2 separate regions of the Homo sapiens genome follow, and region 2 is linked to region 1. The links are chromatin contacts, found by Hi-C or POLR2A ChIA-PET in ENCODE. All regions are on one chromosome and are shown on one strand. Each heading gives the region's core, a stretch centred on a gene start or an enhancer-like site at or near the end of the contact. The rest is flanking DNA. Distances are from core to core; before and after follow the strand shown. Region 1 overlaps FBN1 (fibrillin 1). Region 2 overlaps FBN1 (fibrillin 1).

Region 1 (5,344 bases), core at 1,382-3,881:
ATTCTCAATGAGCATAAAGAAAACTCAAAATGAAAGGAAAGTGCAACTTTTCTTGATATTGAGATCGAGATAAATTTCTTCTTATATTCTCATGGAGAAAGAAACTAAATAATGTTATTTGTCTTAAAAAAAAAAGGCTAAATTGCATCCTTTGAATAAATAAAGACATTAGTGTACTGTTCTTATATCATATGGTATATGCTGTGCATTATGTATATGATGATGACATCATTTGCCAAGATTATGATTTGGGTTAGTTGAAATTATCATGCAAGGAATTGATTAGGGTATTCTATAAAGGGAATCCTACACCATTTTCCACAGTGATATATAAAATATTAAATCTGTTGTTTGGTACTACCTGACATTGCATGCAACAGAAAATTGTTTTTTAGTAAAATGTATTATTCCATCCATTGTTTACTCCAGAAATAATATAATAACCACCACTTAGAATTCTGATTTACCTCCACCCTGCAAAATGTTTCTAGACCAGGGCTTGGCAAAATACACCCCATGGGCCAAATCTGTCCCACCATCTACTTTTGAATGGCCTGCAAGCTAAGAAGGATTTCTACATTTTAAATGGTTGGAAAAAATCAGGAGAATCGTATTTCATAATATGAAAGTTACATGAACTTCAGATTTTGTTTCCCATAAATAAAACTTTTTTAGAGCTCACTAATTTATTTCCATATTGTCTACTACTGCTTTCATGGCAACATTAAATAGTTTTGACTGACTGTACAGCCTGCAAAGCCTAAGATATTTACTCTCTGTCCCTTTATTAAAAAGTTTGCTGACCCTTGATCTTGAATAATGGTCTTTACAACTTTAGGTGGTACTTACCTGTTGGTAAAAAATCTGAAGCTTATGCACACCTGGTGTGCATTTATATGTAAAAGTCTATGTATATATATCTATGTATGTGTATATGTATTTGTTTTCAATTATATTGAAAAATACATTTATTATTTTTCTGAGCTGTTCTAATATAAAGTGTACACAAAATTAATTTTTTTAAAGATTAGATTTTTCCAAAGATAGATAGAAGTCCTCGCATTTTCTTTTTTATCCTAATGGATTATTGCATATTCCTCTGGAGACCACTTTGGAAACCCTTAATGTAGACTAACATTTACTTTTAGAAATGATTGCCTGAGTTTTGAATATCTACATACTCTTGTGTAAAATGCAAGATTTCTTCTTGATGTTGGATATTCACCAAATTCAGTCATGGCTTTTCATTAGCTGTGAAATCTGCACATATTTTAAGAGTCCCTGTAATTTCTTTAGGTGACCAATGTCAGCTGGCGTTACAGTGTTGGAAGTGAACACTCATAGATTAAGGAGACAAAACACAAGGAGAATAACATGCTGTATTTTGATTAAAATACTTCCAGAAATCTTTTACTGATTTTCACTGAGCGTGACCAATAAGGCAATGGCCATCTGAAGCTTAGATTGATACCATACCTTACCAGTTACAGTCATGATCTGGAATCACAAAATCTCACAGTTAGAAGGGACTGCTGATAGAATTTAGTTCATCCTTTATTATCTGTTAAATTTGACTAATTCAAGTGAGAGAAAGACAGAGAGAGACAGAAAAGGAGAGAGGGAGAGGGAGAGAATATGACAGAGCTGTACCAAATGAAATCCAGCTCCAAAAACTGAAAAACTGGTGAAGGTTGGTTGATTGACCCAAATTAGTCATTAATAGATCTGATGTCAAGAATGTGGCTAGATTTGCTATGGTCTCCTATAATCTACCGAGAAAATGGCTTTTATACGTGTTCCTCAAACCCTAGATCTCTAAATGCAGAGTAGAGAGAGGCACTCTTACCAGTCCCTGAGTTCAGAGCTGAATAACATCCATATTGAAATCCAAACTCCTACAGGTAAACTCATGTGAATGAGTGGCATGTGATCTGGGGATCTCTACTTCTCCTTCATTATCACGTCAACATTAGGTCATTTTTTTCTTCAATATTTGTCTTACAGGCAAGATTATATCTGTAGGAATTTTCAGGTTTACTTTTTATTTTAAATTCTTCAAACTACAGACAAATACCTTTCAAGAATGCTTACAAAATAATTTTTTTCAGTCCAATTATTGTTCTTTGCTGACCCCTATCCTCCCATCCCACCTTTGTTTAATCATTGCAGATGAGTTTGCTACACTCTGTGGAAGTCAAAGGCCAGGCTTTGTCATCGACATTTATACCGGTTTACCCGTTGGTGAGTCATGACGGCATTGTCAGAACTTTCTGGTTTTTTGCCTTTGTGTTAGCATTATTTTTTCAGTTCCCATTTTTTTCTTAAAGGAAAAAAAATATTAAACAATGCCTTTCACTTTATTGAAACACTGATTCTTAGTTTGAAACAAACTGTGCAAACACCCTGTGCAGCTCCACCTAATTGGCAACAACATTTGTTGTTCATGATTAAGGGGATTGGAAAGCTTTTCCCAAAATTACAATCAAGCATAGTTACACCAACCTTAGGCATCAACATGGGGAGAGATTCTGGGAGTGGGGCCAGTTGACATTTGATTTAACTGTAATTCTCAATCCTTCCTTCTGACTAAGACCAGGTTAAGTGACTTCACACCAATCCTTACGTGTAGATTGTTTACATAAAGTCCTTTCGTGGATCAATTTTATCTTACATGGAATCTCCTCAGGTCATCTGCTTTGGGAATTTCAGATGTGAAATAAAAATCTTTTCGGTCTGAGGCCCTGCCTGGTAAATGAAGCAGAGAACACAACATTGGGAGAGATGCTTGTGCAAGAATCAGAAGTATTACACAGCACTCAGCCAGTGCAGGCAATGCCCTTGTGGTTTAAAACCAAATAACATAAAAGTAGATGGAAAGCTATTGCATTCTCTGAGTTTTTCCCTGGTGTGATTTATATGCATCCTTAGATGCCCTCTTAAGTCTGCACAGTTGTGTCTAGTAGCAAACATCACCACTTGCTTTATTCCACCTTATTCATAATAAGTAAACTAAAATCCACATCAGCCTTTCCAGTGACCTTGTTTAAGAAAACAAGAGTCTGGTCCAGCAATCAGCCTGGCTCCCTTAGTGCCAAATCCATATGGCTCCACAGTCTCGTCCACGTCCAAAGAAACTTCATGGTTTGGAAAGAAAAACTGCTAAATGACATTGGCATGGAACACCTGGCCCTAGCTGCTTTGTTTTTCCCCTTCCCAAAACAGATCTTTTAACCTCCCTAGAATCTGTGATCACAAGATAAGTGGTCTGTAATGGTAGTGGTTCTCCACGGACCAACCAGGCATGTACCCCAGCAAGGCTGCCCTCCAAGTTTGGCAGTAAGCAAAGACTAGAAAGAACATTAGCGTTGTCCACTAGGAGAGCTGGAAAGGCTTCAGACTTCATCTAGTCCAAATGCCTTGCTTCATATTTGAGGAGACAGAGGCCCAGAGAGGGGAAGGGACTCACCCAAGGCCACCCAGCTAATTAATAACAGAGCTGGGACCAGAACACAGTCCTGACTCATGGCTTAGTTTGCTTCTAGCTCTTGAAAACTGGACATCTGTTATTTAGCTATATGCTTATTGTTACCAAATTCCAGCATGACAAAATATTTAGATGACTGAAAAACTTTGTTTTATTTAAGCTTTATACTCTCCTTTTGGAAGATCTTATGATTGTTGGCATGTGGAGTCCATTCATATAGGGTTAAAACTATAGCATGTTTATCAATCTTGTCTTAAAATATAAACTTCACTAAGTTGAAGTTCAAATAAAATCCTGACAGGAAAAGAAAATATAATTTTTAATATATCCTTTTGCTATTTTATACCTAACAATGGCTGGAAATTAGACTCAGCCCGTTATTGTTAAACTTGATAATAATATATCACTTATATTTAAAACGAATGTGAATATGATGTTTCGTGTTCTAACCCACACTGAATGAATGGCATCTGAATTTGTTTTTTGTTTACTTATGATACACAGTTGTGATGTAACTTTATATGGCATTTTCATGACATGAATGACAAAGGTGTGAAAGATCTAAAGACATAATTGCGTGTATTCAAAATAGCAATGAACCCTTTGAGATTCTAAGCTGTTTCTTTTCATTAAATAGGTCAATTTTGCCTTCACACAAAATCAAGCCCTTTTTTAAAAAGGGTCTAAAATAAATCTATGACATCAAATTTCTCCTTTAAAACAGATTGGTTATAGAGTGTGGTTCTTCTAAAATTGCAGCAGCTCTTGTAGGCTCCACTTCAGTCCGTGATCATCTTCTCACAAGTATGCAAGCAAAGTATGTACCTTGCAAAGGCTCCTGACTATAATAAGTAAACAACGTATCTCAACAACAGTCATAGAAACTAGTGAATTGGAAGACTTTGGATTGTAGACCAAGGCTTTGCATACCTCCCAGCTGAGGTGTTTCATCAAACCCAGCCAAGGGGCTGATGGAAGGGCCCTCCAGGATAACAAAAGTGTTGATGACAGTTCTGTGAAGATTGTATTAGGGTGATGCAGGAAATCACCATAATACGATCTTCCCTTATATGATAAGGGAGGCAGGATGGCCTGTTAACTGAGTCCCAGTGTCAAATCCTGACTCTGCCTTTCATTGGCTGCTTGGTCTTGGGCAGGTTATATCCTGTGGCTTGGCCTCACTTGCTTCATCTCTTAGTTAGAATAGTCATAGTACCGAGACCATCTCATGGGGTGGCTGTGATAATTCAGCCAATAAATACAGGTTGAATGCTTGAGAAATGTACCAGTCATGCAGCAAATGAGATACTGTCACTATTAATACTATTACCATTATTACTACTATTACTACTCTTATCCTAGAGGGCACTTCAGTGGTCAGGAGTTCAGAGTGGGTAAGACAGAGATGGGACCACTCCAGGCTGGGGACATGGCCAAGCTGGTGAGGTGTCCAAAGTCTCTATCCATAGCTGGCCAGCCCTGCCTTAGCAGCCTGGATCCTGGCTGTGTTCTCACTCTTGGTCCTGTTTTAGTGCTCACCAACACACTGCCAGACACTTGCTCTTAACTGAACAAATTTGAATTGAGCACTTACTACCTGTCATGTAGAGTGCTAAGGAACCATAACACAGTGTTGGAGAGCCAAGCCCAACTCCCAGTCTTAGGAAGCACACATTCTACTGCGACAGTTCTTCCTTGGTGCTGACCTCGTTTTTATTGTCAGCCCCAGCCCAGCTGACATCCCCACACCTGACTTACCTCCTTTCTAAAGCCACATGAAGTAGGAAGGGGGAGTTAAACTGGAATTTGAAAGATCAGAGTTCCATATGACCATGTGCTCCTCTGTGGTTCTTTACCAGC
Region 2 (4,237 bases), core at 855-3,354, 51 kb before region 1:
AATTGTCCTTTATGACACAGCAACTGAGGAAAATTTCAGTTGAAATTATGTGCAATTAATTTCTTAATGGAAAGTTCTAAAAGATAGGGATGTCACTCTAAGCCCTTGCTGCTTTTTAGTGTGGTCAGCAACAGCATCTCCTAGAGCTGCTTGGAAAGGCAGAATCTCAGGTTCCACCACAGACATACTATTGCAGAATCTATATTTTAACAAGATCCCCCAGCAATCTGTATGTACATTGAAGTTTGAGAAGCACTGCTATAAATGTCCCCTCATAAAAAATTTCCCATCAGGTTTATTAACTAATTTATTAAGCCACCCAATATGCCTTTTATTAAATGACTCTTATGTACTGAGTTTCTAAAACAGAAATAAATAAGATACAATGATCACTGTCAGGGAGCCCAAACATCTATCTCCATCTCTATCTCTAAATTAAGCACAAAATGAACTGTATCATTAATTCAGTAAAGACAGAAAAAAAAAACAGGCAAATACTCTGTTAAAGTTAAATAAAAGGGCCCATCAATGATAGACTGGATAAAGAAAATGTAGTACATGTACACCATGGAATATTATGCAGCCATAAAAAAGAATGAGATCATGTCCGTTGCAGGGACATGGATGGAGCCGGAGGTCATTATAATTAGTAAACTAACATAGGAACAGAAAACCAAATACTGCATGTTCTCACTTTTAAGTGGGAGCTAAATGGTGACACATGGACACATAGAAGGGACCAACACACACCGGGGCCTATTGGAGGGTGGAGGGTTGGAGGAGGGAGAGGATCAGGAAAAATAACCAATGGGTAGTAGGCTTAATACCTGGGTAATGAAATAATCTGTACAACAAACCCCCATGACAGAAGTTTACCTATTTAACAAACCTGCACATGTATCCCTAAACTTAAAAGTTTTTTAAAAGTTAAGTAAAAGATAGCGAGGTTTATATCACTTTAGAAAATTGGTAGCCATTGACAAGAGTTAATCTTATTTGCCTCTTTTAGCAAAAGCTCTTCATGAGTTGAAGACATATAGAAGTTTTAATTTTTATCAGTGAACTGGCTTCAAAATTTATGAATTTTGTTCTCACGTAGAGATTTCTTGCCACCAGTGTATTTTAGTGCACTACATATAAATGACCATTTTAAGCAGAAAAAAACTGGAGCAAGGACTTTGAACTCACTAACATTTCTATTAATTAGTTATAAATATGGATAGGTTGAACACGTAACTGAGTTGAGAACCTTCTTAATATTATGACTATTGTTTAATATAATTAACATGTACAAATAGCATACTAGGCATTTTGCAATAACAGAAAATAAAATGAAATCAATGTCCAGAGACTGCACTGTTAAATAAGCAAAGAGAGGTGGTTATTGAGAGCACTCAGCTGGGGCAAGGACCAGCCAGTATAAACTCATGTATGTGGTTGTTATCAATCTGAGACTTAGTATTGGAGACTGAGGATGACCTGAATACTTAAAGCACTGCCTTCTTTAAGAGCTAGCACTAAGGTTATCCTGAAAATAAGAAGTTGAGAACGTGCTCACATTATTTTGCTGATGAAAGTTGCCACAGAATGGTCCAAAAGGCTGTGCACATAACTGGGAAGTAAGTGAGGGGCCGAGTAGAAGGGGATAGAAGGATGGGCAGAAACACAGTAGAGGAGAACTTTGAATGACAAGCTTTAAATTTGTCTTATAGGGCAATGGGGAACCCCATGACATTCTGAAATTGAGGAAGAGAGAAAAATATGAACTTTTTATCCTGTTTATTTTAACCTTGGGCCTCAAAAAATTATGGGATCCTTAAAAAAAAAAAGTCTGCTCAAGAATATGTGGTTTTTACCATTTTTTTTTGAGTGTGGAGCAAGTCTGATTTTTAGCAAGGATTAAGAAATAAACGAGAGAGAAAAAGATCGTAGGTTGTTGGCACAAAGATCAGACAGAAGAAAAGCCCAGACTGCCTCAGCTCGTCCAATGACTTGTGTGGAAACCACTGCAGGATCTGCCCAGAAAGAAAGTGCATCTGAGGGCCAACCACAAGACACCACACAGACACAGGGTAAACAGTCAGAGTAACTGACATGCCATGAACGCACGTGCTCATTGTTCAGGGGATATTTAGGGCACTTATACTCAGACAAATGTGACCTCAACTCTGCATAGATAGGAATGCTCGCATCCAACTCCACATAGTTTCTTGGTCCCTGTCTTCTGGGAATAAGCCCTGGAAGTGATTGTGTGCCTGTGTAGACAAAGAGGTTTGTGTTCATCCTCTTTGATGTTTATCCAGGTTTGTAGCTTCTAGAAACTGAGAGAAACAGATAATCCAGGGAACCATGCTATCCACTTTGGGTAGATTGTTAATATTTAAGGGAGAAATCAGATACAGGTTGTTTCAGTTATTGTTATTTTAACACTTCCGTGTCAAGCTCTGTTGTGTACCTTGGCATAATATTAACCACAATAGAAAAAAAGGAAAAATACCCTCATAGAATCAATATTTTATTTGGTTGGTAGAATACTCATAAAGTTGTTTTTTAAAAGACTAAGAATCTATCAGCAGTAACCCTGCACGTAAACCAGAATTGGTATAAGGAAGATGGACATTTTAGAGATGTGATTGACGGTTTTCAGGCAGAATTAAGGTGATTGTTTAAAAAAATAGCATATGTTGTATTGTTCTGAGATAGCTATAAAATATGTCTTTTAAAATTATATGTTTAAAGATGCCAGCCAAATTTCAGTATAAATAGTGATTTATACTGGTTAAATAGATGTGCTTGGAAAATGGTGAAGAAGAATCTATTTTGTTTACAGACTTCGGATTTAAGGAGTCTTATTAGAAATTAGAGTTACATCTAATGCCATTATACAGGTTTTTTATCATGTCTTTTCAACTCTGATAACCCTAAATATCACATTATTTGATAACCAATTTATGTTGGAGAATATTATTAAGTAATTAAAACCAAAAGCCAAGATCATGAGTTTGCAAATGGAGGGAGGGGGAAATAAAATAATTTTAACTCCCCTAAATAAAGCTATTTCTTCTTTTTAAACTTTGATTTTAGACATTGATGAGTGTTTACAGAATGGCCGGATCTGCAATAATGGACGCTGCATCAACACAGATGGCAGTTTTCATTGCGTGTGTAATGCGGGCTTTCATGTTACACGAGATGGGAAGAACTGTGAAGGTAATAATAGTATACTAATGTTAGTCCTCTCCTTCCATTGCAGTTTCAATATCAGGGGTCTTTAACAAGACCAAATAATGAGTGAAATGTCAAAGTATCAAATATGTTTTATATATTTTATCTCAAAAGGAAGCCTAATTTTCCATGATATTCATTTCTTAATTTACATTTGTGTGAATCAAATAACATTTTAATATGCTAGGAGAGCTTGCCATTTAAAGATCCCTGGTGTGATGAAACTTCTGTGGCACAATTTCATACTTTCTAATTTTTTACAATCAGAATTTGTACATTTTTTAAAAATAGGACACACCTAAGTCTGTGTATTATCTAGCCGTTTATAATCTTTTTGTTTAAAGTGTCTGCCTAGTAATAAAATGCTACTAATCAGTATCTGAAATATATATCTAAAATAGATATAATGTAAAAATACATGTTATGTATATTTTCTATATATGTAATATGTGTATATATATTATGTATATATGTATTTCTGAATATGTAATAGATAATATTCATAAAATACATATTTAAATATAAATAATATATATCTAAAATATAAATAATATATATTTAAAATACATTATATATGTCTAATATATATATTATATATATCTAAAATATGTATATATAATAAATCACTTTGGTCTTTCTAAAGCCTGTAAGTGAAAACACTGTGTCTAAAAGAGCAAGTGCCTCCCAAGACAGCTTTAATATCAAATAAAATAACATAGTGATGAATTTAAAGAACCATCCCCAATGTTTAAGGGATCTTAAAGGTTCACTGCCACAGCTATAATCCATAGTTGAGCCATGTATTCTAAAAGTCCACTTTTTACCTGCCCCTATTTAAAATTGCTTCAAACTACAAGTTATCTTCTGGTTTTCATCTTTAAAAGAATTAGGATGTAGCCTAAATACATTTCAAATTCCACTAATCTTAGTTTTGACTTATGTTCATATTCAGAGCATTAGAAGTAATATGAATCTGTGAAATAAATATACCCACTAGGCTATTAGCACATTT

What was found. Hi-C counts contacts between places; a loop is a spot of excess contacts on that map. ChIA-PET counts read pairs that join two places held with the same protein, here RNA polymerase II (POLR2A).
Region 2: a loop to region 1 is called in a map of Right ventricle myocardium superior, with 3 times the contacts of the local background. The contact joins two enhancer-like sites. A Hi-C loop is called at or near these places in 3 of 168 maps with a recorded cell type or tissue (Right ventricle myocardium superior, cardiac septum and endothelial cell of hepatic sinusoid). POLR2A ChIA-PET finds 5 or more read pairs at or near these places in 1 of 52 experiments (PC-3).

What each region holds. Positions count from the first base shown.
Region 1 is chr15:48,457,143-48,462,486 of GRCh38, reverse strand. FBN1 (fibrillin 1) reads left to right here. Exons shown (of 66, transcript NM_000138.5): 43 at 2,170-2,241. Among named protein-coding and RNA genes, the nearest start is that of DUT-AS1, 130 kb to the right of the region's middle. Within about 2 kb of position 2,631, at least 3 of the 41 ENCODE cell types and tissues checked have a DNase peak (open chromatin) inside an H3K27ac peak, as active enhancers do.
Region 2 is chr15:48,509,017-48,513,253 of GRCh38, reverse strand. FBN1 (fibrillin 1) reads left to right here. Exons shown (of 66, transcript NM_000138.5): 14 at 3,085-3,210. Among named protein-coding and RNA genes, the nearest start is that of FBN1, 130 kb to the left of the region's middle. Within about 2 kb of position 2,104, at least 3 of the 41 ENCODE cell types and tissues checked have a DNase peak (open chromatin) inside an H3K27ac peak, as active enhancers do.